Regions from separate parts of the Homo sapiens genome. Here region 1 is linked to region 2. The links are chromatin loops, found by intact Hi-C in ENCODE. Cell type or tissue: heart right ventricle. All regions are shown on one strand.

Region 1 (8,000 bases), 730 kb before region 2:
GGACTTGGTCATGGATCTGTTTAGTATGCTATACTCCCACATAACATCACCTGCCACGTTTTGTTATTTTCATCCATTTAATGGTCTAGGGCTGAGTGCTGGATCATATCTGCATGTCTACAATGATAATCATAATGGTTAATATTTATTACACACTTTTGCATCAGACATTTTGATAGGAATTTTGTATAATGTTGCAGATACTAGCTAGTAGTTCACTAAATCCTTTCTATTTCCTGGAAACTCAGCTGGATGGCATTTCCCAGGCTCCTGTGTAGTTAGATGTAAGCAAATGATCACATTCTATCCAATGAGAGGTGAGTGGGATGATAAGCGTCACTGTAAGATCTAGTGTGTAAATCCTCTCGCCCAAGATCATCTTAGTTCTCTCCCATTTCCCTGAAGAGTACAGCCTGAATAATCCTGTAGAATGGTATCATACCAAATCAAATACCGATTGACCTCATAGGAACCAAAAATAAACTTCAACTGTATTAGGCTATTTTTGGTTACATTTTTACAGCACCTACCATTTTCTAATCAATGCAAACACATTTTTATTAAATTATTGGGTATGAATATTATTATAATTACCACTTTTTATATGATTAAACTCAGATAAGGAAAGATGAAGTAACTGCTCGAAGGTTACACAGGTAACTGATGGGGCCTAGATCTAAATCCAGACAGGCTGACCTCAAAGCTCAAATTTTAACAATAGTGCCCTCTATTATTATATTACATATTAAAATGACAACAACATATTAAAGTGATAAAAAATCAAGCAGAAACATGTTTTAAAGCTACAGTGATTGAAAGAGTGAAAGAAAACAGAGAATACTGGAGTAGAATCATGAAGCTCAGAATCAGTCCTATTTTATAACTATTGAGCCAATAATGGTAATGTTTCAAATTAGAAGTGAAAGTTACATATTTTCATACTTGTAGATATATATTATAGATGGATTAAAAATATTAAATATAAAAATAAAATCACAATAAAATTATAATAAAATGGCAGATTGTATTCTGATTTTATTTCTAACTTTTAACAAAACATTCAGTACTTAGTAATATGTTCAACAAATATGTTAACAATGAATCTGATTTTATGACTACCTGTCATCTGACTTCATGCCCCCATCCATTCACTTTGTTTCAGAAAATATGTGTTTTGCATACCTGTAGAGAAAAAAAAACCCTACTAGAGGTATAGTTTTCAGGTTCTGTGAGATTTTACGTTACAGAGGATATTTTAGTTTATTTTAGAAGTGTTAAACAGTCTTATTAAAGAGTATGAATAGAAAAAAATGTACCTGGGTAAAAATCATGAAAACTTAAATCTTATATTTCTAAGGACAGAGATCAGTTCAGAATTGTTTAGTTCATACTCATGTTCATTTTACTTATAGGATGTTTACTGCTAACATGATTAGTTGAGGCATTTGCTCAATATATTGAAAGGCAAATAAAATGTCATATTCTATGTGTTCATTAGCAGAGAGTTCAAAATGATTTTCTGTTTATTAGGTCCCCAGTTCTTCAAAATCAAAACTTGGAAAATCTACTCAGAAAATTTCTAGTGGCCAGGAATCTTTTATGAAGAAGACCTAGGGGCTTAGGTCAGTATTAGTGTTTTTAATAGAAAAATACATATATTTTATCATATGTCAATTTTTATTTCAATTAAAGAACTTATATGAGAATGCCTGAAATATCTGTGATTTTTCCCAGACCTAATATATAATCGTTTTAGCAGGATGTCAAGGATTAAAAATTTGCCACTCTTCCTCTGGAGTGGTGAGGTCTATCTTTCCTTCCCTTGAATATATCTGACCGGACGTCTAGTAGAATGCAGTGGAAGTGATGCTGTGTGGCTTTAGGAGCCAGACCTTAAGATATCTGCAGCTTGTGCTTTTGTCTTCTTAGAGTCCTGCTTCTAGAAAGCAAGCCACCATGTAAGAAGTCTGTGTTAGTTTGCTGAAGATAATAGCTTCCAAATTCATCCATGTCCCTGCAAAGGACATGGTCTCTTTCCTTTTGATGGCTGCATAGTATTCCATAGGTTATATGTACCACATTTTCTTTATCCAGTCTATCACTGATGGACATTTGGGTTGATTCCGTGTTTTTGCTGTTGTGAATGGTGCTGCATTTATTGAACATACATGTGCATGTATCTTTATAATAAAATGTATCTTTATAATCATTTAGGTATATACCCAGTAATGGAATTGCTGCATCAAATGGTATTTCCTGTTCTAAATCTTTGAGGAATCACCACACTGTCTTCCACAGTGGTTGAACTAATTTATATTCCCACCAACAGTATAAAAGCGTTAGGAAAAATAGCTAATGCATGCTGGGCTTAATACCTAGGTGATGGGTTTGTAGGTGCAGCAAACCACTATGGCATACATTTACCTATGTAAAAAACTTGCACATTCTGCACATCTACTCCAGAGCTTAAAATAAAATAAAATAAAAAGTCTGTGATGCCAGTAGCCAAAGACGTTCCTTTATGCTACCAGCCATTCCTATTATGCATGCCTTTAGGAGTTCCCTTTGCTAAAATCTGGGCTGGGCCTGTGACTTGCTCTTGATTAATAGAGAGTGGCCAGGGTGATACTGTGTCACTTGGAATTCAGGTCATAGGAAGCCTAGAAATTTCTTGTCTGAACTTTTCTAGATACACACTCTTGGGATGCTCCCTCTTAACACCCAGCTGCCATGATGTGTGAAGTCAAAGTCACATAGAGGAGGCCAGGTGTAGGTGCTCCCAGTGATGCTTACATTTGTGCTCCCAGAAACAGTCAACATCAACGGCCAGTCCTGGGCCCAAGCTTTTGGGTATCCAGATCAGTCAAGCCTTAGCATAACTATACCCCAGTTAATATCTGACAGCAGCCACATAAGAGACCTCAATACTACGAGAAATTATCATAAATTATTGTACTGTTACAAACAATGGACAGCTGGAGCAAAATCTGACTACTCTGAGACTTTCATAACAGAGCAGCCTTCTCTGCCACTGTGAAGGATGGCAGTATGACTTCCCCAGAGGAGCTACTGGATTGGCTGAGAGTCTTATTATCTCTTAGCCATGCAAGAAGAAAGAGACCACATTCAAGAACACAAAGAGCCAGATATGCAAGTGAAACCTTTTTGGACTGGCCAGCCCAGGCTAGCCACTCATGAACACAGATGAGTGAATAACCCCAGGTGACACCACAGGGAGCAGAGAAATTCTTCTCTGAGCCCTGCCTAAGCTCCTAGCACCCAGAATGGTGAGCAAACGAAAGGTTGTTGCTTTATACCACAATATTGTGCAGTAATTTGTAATGAAGCATAAGATAACTCTGTATTTTGATAATCTCAAAATACAGAGTATCTGAGATTAGATCTATACATTCAAAGCTAGATCTTTTTAGACTTTGATTTTAATGTGTGTATAAATTAACAGGAGCAATGGACTAAAGTGTGAAAGTGCTTTAGGATAACTTGCTGAGTGCATCGAGAAGAAATGAAATTATTTAAATACTTATGGCCAAAGTGTTGGATGGGAACAGTGATGGAAAAGGTCGGAGAAGGAGGCTGAGCTGCTCCTCTATTTGTGGAGGACATGGGATAGGTTATCTTGGAGGATGTAGGACTCTGGTTGCTCAGACCTGTCACTATCTACCCATGGCACACAGAGCATGCATTTGTGGGCTGCTTCTCTCTCCCACCTCCTTCCCTTTGACACCTTTTTCATCACTTCTACATCTCCCCAGAAACATAGGCATATTCTCACTCCTCACTGTAGTGTTACCAGCATGTCAACTGATCACCAACATTTGAGTTGTTGGGAGAAAACCAAAGAACACAACCAATACATAAATCTCCCTATGACGGATAATTCTCTCTTCCAGTTGCTTTTTCCTCCAGCCACTTCTCCAGATAGACAACAAGCTCAGTGGGTGCTGCTAGAATCAAGGCATCTGCTTACCCACAGTCCCCTGCACTAGAGCTATCAGCAGTTTGTATGTAGAGCAGGGAAGCCAGTTGATATTAGCTGCTCCCCAAAACCATGCATCCTGTCATTTCTCTTCACATTGTCACACTAGTTTGAAGCCCACCACTTTCCAGAAAGCTCCACCCCCAGAACTTGGTTGTTTATTTATGGACAACATGCTCTTGGACCCTAAAATTCTGGTTGGAGTTTGATCTGAGCAATTGTTAATTGAACAGTGTAATTGGAACAGAAAACAGAGCAACAATCTCTGCCACTGTGAAGGTCAGAAACATGACTGCCCCAGAGGAGCTGCTGTATTTGCTGAGAGTCCTGACTGTCAGGTCTTTGACACTGTTCCCTTGGATCCAGCCCTCAGAGAAAGAGTGCTTTTCCAGAGTGTCTCCCTGTCCCCATCCATGTGCAGGTCAGCTCTGCAGAGCACGGCCTGAGATTTTTCATTTCTTTCATTAAAAAAAAAAAATCTAAAGTATGCAAATGTTTAGCCTGAAGGAAGAGCTGGCACTTTCATCTTTCAGTAAGTAAAGGAAGCAGTGGTGGGAACGACTAGTCTGGATTTAATTCTAACCTACAAGGAAGGACATGTCGATGGGCTCTGAATAACAGGAAACTTAGAAGAAAGAAGTGATCTCATGTTAGAGTTGCTAATTATAAAACACAAATATAATGAGTATATCAGACACAGACTCAGGCTTTATAAAAGCAAATTTCAAAAGGTTCCAAGAAAATGTACAAAATAAATGTCTCAGTTGGCTAGAAATTCTAAAGTAATGGAAGATGGACATTCTAAAAATAAGTAAGCCAGGAGCAAGGAAACAGAAAAGGACATGACAGTCCCATAAATGTTTTCAATGAGGAAAACATCTGGAAGAGCCTGGAGTGGAAGGTGATACAAAAAGAAATCAGTGGCTGGCTGTGGTGGCTCACGCCTGTAATCCCAGCGCTTTGGGAGGCTGAGGCAGGTGGATCACGAGGTCAGGAGATCAAGACCATCTTGGCCAACATGTTGAAACCCCATCTGTACTAAAAATACAAAAATTAGCCAGGCGTGGTGGCATGCACCTGTAGTCCCAGCTATTCGGGAGTCTGAGGCAGGAGAATTGCTTGAGCCAGGGAGGCAGAGGTTGCAGTGAGCCGAGACTGCACCATTGCATGCCAGCCTGGAGACGGAGCGAGACTCTGTCTCAAAAAAAAAAAACCAAAAAACAAACAAAAAAGAAATTAGTGTGGCTGCACAAGAAACCTCTGACTCATTCATATTTTAAAATACCATACATGGAAGACAGAGGGAAGAATGATGGCCCAAGCCAAATAAAAATGAGTGACAAACTCGGCAGGTATAATGACAAGAAAGTTAATGATTCACAGTAAATTAAGGCTTGTAGAAAATGCATGTAACACTTAAAACATCTTTGGGTGAATTTAGGTTATAAAGAATAGGGAGGACATAGACTTGTTACTGAGGCAGGATTATTTACAAATGAAAGAGAATGAAATAACAAAACCAATAAACAAATACTCTACTTCAATAATTCCTATAAGGAGAAAGGAAATCTAGATATTAAAAAGGTAAAAGACTGTATTTAAATAAAATTGGTGTCTAAAATGGGTTAACAAGGCACTGACCCAACAGCCTGAAATGGTTCCCTTCTCTGTGCCCAGGCAAACTGTTCCCCAGAGTACTGCAGAAGGAGAGAAGCATAGCCAATCTGAGGGACAGTGGCCGATAAGAAGCCTCACTACTTGAAGTTTGCTCCACATCCTGGCAGTGCCATATCACCTCGAAACTTGATGAAAATACAGTCACAGGCTTCACCTCAAGCCTTCTGAAGCTGCATTTTAACTGTATGTCTTGTGATACACACACACAGTAAAGTCTGGAAAGCTCTGTTAAAAAAAAAAAAAGAGAGACAAATAACATGACTTTCAATACAGGTCAACTCTGTACACTAAAGCTTGCTGAGTTTTGACACTAATCTCAGCAGAATTGGAGGAAGAAGGATTCCAGAGATGGCTTATGTGCATATTGAAGGGCTGTAGTCATCTCTAGGCCTGGGAGAAGTTCCCTAGGAACTAAGCACACGCACTCAAGCCATCTCAAAGTAAAATGAGGGTGGTATATCAGAATGTCAGGTACTTTTGTGTGTTTGTGAGAGAACACAGCATAAGGGTTAAAAAAAAAAAAGGCTCAGCTGGGCGCGGTGGCTCACGCCTGTAATCCCATCACTTTGGGAGGCCAAGGCGGGTGGATCAGCTGAGGTCAGGAGTTTGAGACCAGCTTGGCCAACGTGGTGAAACCCCACCTCTACTAAAAATACAAAAATTAGCCAGGCGTGATGGTGGGTGCCTGTAATCCCAGCTACTCGGGAGGCTGAGGCAGGAGGATCACTTGAACCTGGGAGGTGGAGGTTGCAGTGAGCCGAGATCGCACCATTGCACTCCAGCATGGGCGACAAGAGTGAAACTCCATCTCAAAAAAAAAAAAAAAAAAAAAAAAGGCTGGGGAGCCAGGGTTCTGAATTCAGATCCTAGTTTTGCCACTTGCTGTGTGACTTTCACCAATGGCTTATGTTCTCTGTGTCAGTTTCCTCATCTGTAAAACAGAAAAAAACAAAACAACAACAACAAACAACAATGTTGCCTGTAGCATAGGTTTCTGTGAGGAGGAAATAAGCTGATAAAAGTAAAGCACTTCTAAACACATATGGAACCTGGATTGGATCTTGGAACAGAAAGAGAACAGTGATGAAAACTGGTAAATTCCAAATAAAACCTGTAGTTGTAGTTAATAGCAGTACATCACTGTTATTTTCTTAGTTTTGACAAATGTGCATAGTTATGTAGGATGCCAACATTGGAGGGAAGTGGGTGAAGGGCATAAGAACTTCCTGTACTATCTTTGCAATTTTGCTACAAATCCAAAATTTTCTCAAAGTTTACTTTTCCAAAAAATAAATACTTCCTTACGTAATAAACACTCTATAAATGCAAGGCTAATTGTGCCTAACACATAACAGCACCTAACATATAACAGCACCTAACATGTAATAAACACTCAGTAATGTGAGCTATTATAATTGTTTTAAAAGTTTGTTTATTGATAGTCAGTACATAAAAATTGAGAGAGTCTAATATAGGAATACTAATCCTGATTCAGCAATGCCTCTTGGATAAAGATTTAGAAGATACAATTATCATGTTTTGAGTTAGGATAAAACTCAAAGACAGCTAGTATATTTAAAGCTTCAATCCACTAGATTTCCTTTAAGCAAAAGACATCCACTTTAGCTTTAGTGTGGCTTATAAAATCAGAGGAGGTGCAGGATAACAGGCCCTGGAAAGGGAGGATTAGGGAAACTCTGGCGATCTAAGAAGCAGGAATGAATGGATAGTCTATTCAGCAGGCAGCTCAGGGAGGTAAAAACCACGGTAGTTTTCGTCTTTGGGTCCCTGCAAGACTCATATTCCAAGGAGCAAGAGCAACTAATTAGCCCAACCTGAGTTATACATTCCCTCTGGAATCCAGCACATGAACAGAGAAGGGAGGAGGAAGCTGTAACAAGAAGGAAGGGAAATAGACCCTAGGCAGGCAAAAGGAACAGAAATCCAGAGGAGACCAGAGTTTTGAAAAGATCTTAACAAAATGGAAAAGGATTCAAATACTATAAAATCTGGCAACACAGTGGGACTCAATCTGCCACCTACCTGCCCAGACAATTCACTAGGAGGAGGTTAGAGAGCATCCTCAGTGGGTGAAGGTCCTCCTGACACAGCACTGATGAGAAGGCCTTCCTGCTCTTGTTTGGGTTCCATATTTTAGTGGAAATTTTTAATCTGAAATAAATAAGGTAATGTTCCTGGAGTTTCCATTGCTGGGTACCATGATCTCTAAAGTGAGATATATGTAACCCAGAGAGGAGCAAAATAGTTCTTTGTGGGAAGGTAAAATTATTAGAACTGCTATTAATATTTACATTTTATAGAGAGA
Region 2 (8,000 bases):
CTGAATCTTAAGTGTTTGCTGTTTCTTTCACTGCGAAAGGGGATTTGAAAGTCACACATTTATTCTTTTCAGGTATGGGTGTTGTTTCATCAGTGTCTTTGCCCCAGAACTGGTGTAATTGAAGCAGAAGAAACACATTTAGACGGAACTGAGGAGGGTGTGTTCTGTTTTCTTCCACGGGCTTTGTAATCAACAGGAAGGGCTGTGAGGCCAAGATAGCAGAATCTACTCCCTGTAGATAAAAGAGCAAGACTTTAGACAAAACGTCGACCCATATTGCGAGCCAACTGTCAACCACTATTGTAAGAAAGAATATATAGGTTCGTAGAAGTTGGTATCCTTCAGTAAAAGTAGTTCAGTGGTGAGATCACGAATTATACTTTCCTTTTCTGAAAAATAGCAATTATAAGAGCAAAAAAAACCTGTTTACTAACAGCTTAATTACAACTCCGAGATAGGTACTATTCTTATCTCCATTATATGGATGAGGAAATTGAGCATAAGGAGACTAAGTACCCTGCCCAATGCCATACCCTCTGGAGTGGCAAGGCTGGGATTAGACCCCACAAAGTTCTAATTGATATTTATGCTTTAACCACCGTGTTGAACAGCCTGTCTATGAAATGAAAATCCTGACTTGTTTCAGTTCACAATCCACCCATAGTCAACAATAATGATTGAAAAATGCAAACTAAGGGCCGGGCGCGGTGGCTCACGCCTGTAATCCCAGCGTTTTGGGAGCCGAGGTGGGCGGATCACGAGGTCAGGAGATTGAGACCATCCTGGCTAACGTGGTGAAACCCCGTCTCTACTAAAAATACAAAAAATTAGCCAGGCGTGGTGGCGGGCGCCTGTAGTCCCGGCTACTCGGGAGGCTGAGGCAGGAGGAGAATGGCGTGAACCTGGGAGGCGGAGCTTGCAGTGAGCCGAGACAGCGCCACTGCTCTCCAGCCTGGGTGACAGAGCGAGACTCTGTCTCAAAAAAAAAAGAAAAGAAAAAAAAGAAAAATGCAAACTAAGAAGTGAAAAAAAGTGGTGGTTTTTCTTAACAAGAGAGTAACTCCTGATAAATAGAAGTATCTAATCTAACATGGCGAAAGAGCCATACTCTCTACATGTAAACAGGCAGGAGAGAGGGAACATGGGACACAGGGAGATACTTGCTCTATGAACGACAGAGGTCTTCTAGGTTCAAGCCTCCTTCCACATATCAAGAACTAATCAGCCGCAGGCTGGAATTCTAGACATCAGCCTGGAATCGAACAAGGCTGGCACACAGCAATGGACTCCTCATGGCTCCTCATTGTCCATATATTTGTCACATAATCAACTCAAACCAAAGGAAGTAAGTTCCCTTCTTTCATTTATAACAACCAACTATCCAGATTACTTATTGGACTATGCCTCCCACCACGGTGACCATGTTTAGCAGCTGGTGGCCTCAAGCAAAGGGCAGTAATTAAGACCAAAATGCACTTTTATAGATTATTTTGCCTATTTTATCAAATCACTTGTCTGTTTTGCATATGTGTACATTTATCGTGTAGAGAATAAAATTTAATTTTTTGTAGTAAACGACCATATTTAAAATTGTAGAAAACACTTTAGTCTATTTAAAGAGAGAGAAATCGTTTTCTGGCCAGGTCTTGTAGCTCATACCTGTAATTCCAGCACTTTGGGAGCCCAAGGAGGGAAGACTGCTTGAGCCCAAGAGTTTGAGACCAGCCTGGGCAAAAGAGCAAGACCCCATCTTTAAAAAAAAAAAAAAAAATTAGCCAGGCATGGTTGTGCACACCTGTGGTCCCTGGGTCGACATGAACATGAATGTTATGTTGACAATTACGTAAAAATGACAGAAAAGTCATCAAATCTACCTTCTAACTATTTCCTCTCTGGAAATCGGTCAAATCCATCAAATGTAGTTTTTGAAACCTGAATGTGAAGGGATTTCATCAGGTGGGCAGGTATTTATGTGAAGTATGAGGAGAACATGAATATGATCTTAAAACGCTAGAGTGTATTCCACGTCCTGCGGACACACAAGGTTGGTAATGGTTTCTTTTGCTACTAGAAATTCTTAAAGGAGAAAGAATGGTCTCATAAACACGTGTTGCCTTTCAGTCTGCCAATTCCTTCTCCACTTAACATCTGGATATCAATAGATATTACATAAATATATTTGTAATATTAAGTGGGCAATTTGGGGACTTGGTGTGTATGCAGAAATGATTGGACATTTGAATTGAGATGTAAGGGAATGTGAAGACTTGTATCTACTTAATGCCAGGATACGAGTTGAGTGAAATAAGCCTTCTCCTCACCATTGAATTCAGGCAACTCCTTTATCATGGGAAATTTCTTAAACAGAGACCAGACAAAGCATGTGGTCTATGTAGGGTCATGAGTTAAGGAGAATTCATTGTGACTAAATAAACAAAGGCTTGTTCCTTTGAGTCAGTCGTGATGACATCAAAATGTCTTTACCATCCAGTTCTTTTCATTGCAATAGAATTTTACTTTTGTATCACTGTCTTCCCCATTACAAAACAATAATTTTATAAATGTCAAGGCTAAATAATGCATGTTTATCCTGCCAGCATAACTTGAAAGGTCTACCACCATTGTATAAATATGTATTTACCTCCAAACTCTCATAAATCCATTTAAGTGAAGAAGCTTCACTGTGTGACCCCCCTACCACTGAACTTCATTTCACCCCACTCTGGCATGTTGTAATAAAACAATTGGGGTTACAAGTGAAAGACAGATGAATAATACTTGGACAATGTTGGAGGAAGAAGCGTACCTTTCTTCTGTGGAGCTCACCGTGTTTTACTTAAGAATATTTCATACACACTTGCAACAACACCATGCATTAGGAAAGGTGTTATTATTAAGGTATCATTATCTCTCTAATTTCCAGGTGGAGGAACTGAGTTATAAAGAAAAGTGGAGTGAATTTCCCAGTGTCAACATTTCAGTTGGCTTTAGAATCCATAGCTGTCCGGATGCCAGAGTCTGGCTCTGCGCCCTGGGAAACAATGCATCATTCCTATTGTTCTCACATTTCTCTTCTAAAACTTCATGGAGGTAGTGGAGAGAGTTAACACTTTTACTGTTGCTGGATATTATTTTAGGCACTTGGAAAGTCCTTTTTTGGCCTTTGCATCAGCCTTGACTCTAATATATGCATATGTTGAAATTTTGAAGATTCAGACGGTGACCTTTGAATAAAATAAGATTTCATACTTCACCTCTCCTTTGATCCTTCCCTGATTACTTCATTTACAGAAATACCTGCTGAGCAGGAACAAAACAACACCAGCATAGTATATAATGTTGTTAGGCTATTTCAGAATGGACATGTTCTCTGTTGAAATGGTCTGCTTTTAATATGTTCAGTGTTTAGAAAATACCTTGTCTTAAGTTGTAGACTTTAAGAAAAAAAAAAAAAACTTTTAATTATTCAATGTACACAAGGTAACATTCTGTTGTTAGTTAAAATACAATGCCACCTGGGCGCAGTGACCGACGCCTGTAATCCCAACACTTTGGGAGGCTGAGGCAGGTGGACTGTCTGAGATCAAGAGTTCGAGACCAGCCTGGTCAACATGGTGAAACCCCGTCTCCACTAAAAATACAAAAATTAGCCAGGCCTGGGTGGTGGGTGCCTGTAATCCCAGCTACTTGGGAGGCTGAGGCAGAATTGCTTGAGCCCAGGAGGCCAAGGTTGCAGTGAGCCAAGATTGCACCACTGCACTCCAGCCTGGGCAACAGAGTGAGACTTTGTCTCAAATAGTAATAATAATAATAATAATAATTTTTTTTTTTTACCAAGCAAGCAAAAGAAACAAAAAAGTCCTACATTTGTCAGCTTTTAACGTGAATATCCAGAACTCCTAGACTTCTGCAAAAGTGGTGATAAAACAAAAATTGTTGGAGTAGTTTTAAAAACAAATTTCACATTCCTTCTGAACAGAAAAGCTTTTACAACTTATGTTGCAAAAAAGGTTTTCACTAAACTGTCATGATTTGACAGCATCAAATTTAACATTCCTTGCTCTATAAGAAATAGCTTTCAGGATACAACCAAGGGGAAAGAAAGGTCGTTAAAATCAGCAACTCTTGTTTAAAAGTGATAAAAATGAAATAACTCAAAAAAAAAAAAAGAATGAAAAGTTAAAATGTGTCCAGTCCAAAGTTATGTCCTTTGTTTCTAGGAATGAACAAACTCAATGCTGGTATATAAAAATAGAAGCATTGAAAGCTAATAGGTTTATGGATGAGCAGTGCATTTTTCAGTAGTTCAACTTTCTGATCATGAGAAAGCCGAGGCGAGTTCCAAGTCTCACCACTGGCATCTTGGTGAATCCTCTTTGGCCCTGTTTGGGGATGGAGTTTCCTGGAGCAGGACAGAAAATGAGGCTAATGGAAAAGTCTCGCCAGTACTTCTCCATTGAGGTAAACTCTCCAAAGGACGGGACCCATGACCTAACAAGGTTAGAGAGAAAGCCTCCTGTGCTTGCTGCCTGGTGCCCAGAAGATAATAAATATGTGTACCATGAATGAATGGCACCAAAGGACAGGAGGAGCCCTTCGTGATGGAAAGCACACAGCCAACAGCCAGTGAGCATCTAGGACCATCCCTCAGAGCCTGACCTCATCTGGGTCATATGTCACTTCTCCCCGGAAGAATAGCAGGGAAACCACACTGTGTTTGGTCTCCTCTTTCGCTGTCAAAAAAGGACTGAAATCCTGAAAAACATCAACACAACCTGAGAGACATGAGAGAGTATTTTTCTGTTTTCAGTATTTCGAATGAGATCAAGTTTAAAGCACAAAAGGAGTTTTCACTGGAGAAAAAATCATTCTTGGTTGTTGGACTTACCTTGCAGATCTGGGGTCGCTTCTTTAAAGGAGCGAAGTGTGAACGTTCTCTATTCCAGATTGTCACAGCCCACTATCCACAAGATAGTTAGGACAAGTTTGTAAAGTCCCAAAATAAGACTTTATATGGCACAGCCTCAGGCCCAAAGAAACAGACCTCATTTGTCCAGTTAGGGGTTATGGGGCTTGGGTTACGTATATATATATTTTAAATCCACTTTCCCTTTCTTTCCAGGCCCCCTGTGTCATAGGAATCCACCAGGCGGCTTGAGCACTGAAGAGGCAACACTAATGAGCCACGTCGCTTTCTCCTAGGACTTTTTTTTCCCCCATGGTATGAACCAAGCCCTAAAAGCCACAGCTGAGTCCTTAAAAAATGTTCCTAGGCATGGTCTTCATTCCAGTGAAAGACAGATGACTGTAATTTATGCCACAAACAAAATACAATGGTTGTAATTCCAAATGGAGAGAGAATCAGGGATGTCTCAGAAGCTCAGTGTCTGGCAGCAAATACAGCATCAAAACTCAGAGGCAGTGTTCTATTTCTATAGGTACATGTATTTTACAGACTGGTGATGAACAGAAAAGTACTTCTGAGAAACGATTTGTTCCAGGTCTCATTCAAATGACCGGCAGTCATTTCTGTAAGCCCCACAGTTTCAGCAATCTGTGCACCAAGCAACGCTGCAGATATTGTTTTTTTTTTTCATTTCTTTAATTTCAGAGGGCGAAGACGAAGTAAAAAAAGTGCAGTTCTTCAATTAAAGTGCATGGATGAGGTAAACTAATTTCAAGAGTTTTGAGTTTATTCAGTACTGGCTCAGACGGGAACCATTCTGCCGTGCATCTGCTGCATTTGGGTTCGCATTGCCTGGACACTGCTCAAAATCTTATTCTGGTGCGTGATGGCTGTGATACCAATTCTTGCCAGGTCCCTGTACATAGGGCGACAAAAAAGGGACAGAAGAAGTCACAGGGACTGACAATCTCTTTTCTTGGGCTTCATGCAGACACACGTTTGAATCAGCCACAATTAATACAGCACAACAAGGCAGGTGTATTAAAATGTTTCATTAAGCAATTTAATGCAAGAATGTAGATACTTTATAGAGGCTGTGTAAAATTATACTCAATCAAAATGAGAGGCATTCCAGATTTTTTTTAAATGAGTAGGATGATTACGCAGCTCAAAGCAAAAAAAGAAAATACTATTAAATCTAGATTTACCCTTTCGTGTTACATCGTTGAGTACTTACTCCTGGTTCACGTGCACCACAGCCTCTAGTGTGGTATAACCAGCAGCTGTGAAGTTATCCTTATACCGGTCCATTTTAATGGCCTGGAGCCAATCGCCCACTGATACCACAGCAGAGAATTCAGGGGAGCTTGGATCCAACAAGGCAGTGTTAGGTCTAGAAAGAGAACAAGAAAATATAAGCAGAACGGAGCTACCAGTGAGACAAGAAGACTCAGAAATCTGATTGCCTCAAATAGGCAAGGAGAACTGAAAAGCTAAGGGAAGGTTTTAAATGGAACAATTGTTGTTAAATGTAACTATGCAATATTTTGCTCTTAACTTCACAAAGCTGCTAAAGCATGTATCAATCATCCTATTTTTTCTTAATTCTATTTCCTGCGCTTGTTTTATGTGGCCCTCTGAGGGCATTCATGCTCATAGCAGGTCTTTTAACACCCTAGCCTGGGGTGAAGACTGGGAGAGCCCTCATGGCCGAAACCTGTTCAATCTTTGCAGAAAGAGTCCAGTCTCTGCCAGTACTGAATATTACAGACTTTCGTTCAGCAACTATGGAAACCCTAGTGAAGGATGAGTAAGGAAAACTGCGAGCTTGCCACCTGCCAGACTGGATGGAAGCAGAGAAAACAGCAAGAATTCAAGTCCAGCATGCTTCCAGCCTAGTCTACAGGCAGGCTTGGGGCATTCAAACAAACTTGGGACAGCAGGGAGTTAATCCCCTCTTTAATCAATCCATGCCTGACCAGCACGAGTGCCAAGGCTGGCAGAAGAACGGCCACTTTGATCACTGTTTGGATTGTGGAATGTGCTTCTCGTATTCCCTTGCTGGGGTTCCTGAATAATGATTTCAACAAATTCAAAGCACTTCTTATTAACTTATTTATTAGTTTACTCATTTCTTAGGCCAGGTGTTTTCTATTAGGTCACTGTCACAAGCAATTACAGGCTGGAATTCTGCCTTTCCTAATGATATTGACATATAAAAAATCATTTACTAATAAAAACTATTAAGAGAATTATAGTTAGTTATCTTCATCACCCAATTGCTGAATAACCATAGAGCAGGCCTTCATGGGGTTATTTTATACTACCTTTACTTATAATAACCTGTAGAAAAATACTGCTACTTGTTAAGTCATAGTTTTTGAACTTCTGTTTTTCCTAAAACTCACAGAATGTGTTTGATCTTAACATTTTGACCTGATTTTCAACGTGATACTATGTTTAAGTACAAACATTTAAATCACAATTATATCATTACTACTAAATTTTCAACCAAAAAACTCTTTCCTTGTAAAAACAAAATTAAGTCGATATAATGCTTTACTTTTCTACATAGCAGAATTAATCCAATTCGATTTTTAAAATTTTCATTTTTATCTAAATTGACTTGACTTGTATTATTTCTTTTTTATATAAATATTTTAACAAAGATTTGTTTTATCAGTCAGTTTTGTGTCCAAATAATACCTTGCCATTGTAACCTGTCTTTTGTGTCCATTATTTCAATATAAGTTTGATTTTCTAAGTACAATTCTGTAAATGTTTACAGCAAAAATAATCAAGATATAATTATTCTTTCAATTTTGAGTCAACAACAAATGTTACCACATAGAATTTTGGACATTTAATTGAGTGTGGATATATAGCAATAATATTTGTTATTAGACAAAAGCCAATAGTTTGCATTTACTTCTGACTTTAAGCCAAAAGCATTAATGAGGAAGATGTAGGCTCTGAGCACCGACAAGGTCAAAATGACCTTACAATGAAAATATCTTCACTCGATGTCAATTAACTTTAAGGGTGGTTCTTAAGCTTGTTCTGGAAGCCTCTGTGCTCTTGGTAGCACACCATG

Evidence for each region. Hi-C counts contacts between places; a loop is a spot of excess contacts. Peaks named below come from ENCODE experiments on the same cell type or tissue, not always from the same donor. Only the 100,000 strongest peaks of a DNase experiment are listed, where the experiment ranks them.
Region 1: it touches region 2 in a loop (3-fold over the local background); 8 of 110 quality-filtered maps call a loop at or near these places.

Annotation. Positions count from the first base shown.
Region 1 is chr2:220,691,234-220,699,233 of GRCh38, forward strand. No RefSeq gene overlaps it. Among named protein-coding and RNA genes, the nearest start is that of MIR4268, 790 kb to the left of the region's middle. In heart right ventricle, no CTCF peak of the experiment used is centred here; no DNase peak of the experiment used is centred here; H3K27ac peaks cover 1,032 bases.
Region 2 is chr2:221,420,321-221,428,320 of GRCh38, forward strand. EPHA4 (EPH receptor A4) reads right to left here. Exons shown (of 18, transcript NM_004438.5): 16 at 6,144-6,299; 17 at 4,889-5,822; 18 at 1-232. The coding sequence ends at 5,708. Among named protein-coding and RNA genes, the nearest start is that of EPHA4, 150 kb to the right of the region's middle. RefSeq lists an enhancer at 4,629-5,828. In heart right ventricle, no CTCF peak of the experiment used is centred here; a DNase peak (open chromatin) is centred at 3,022; H3K27ac peaks cover 1,104 bases.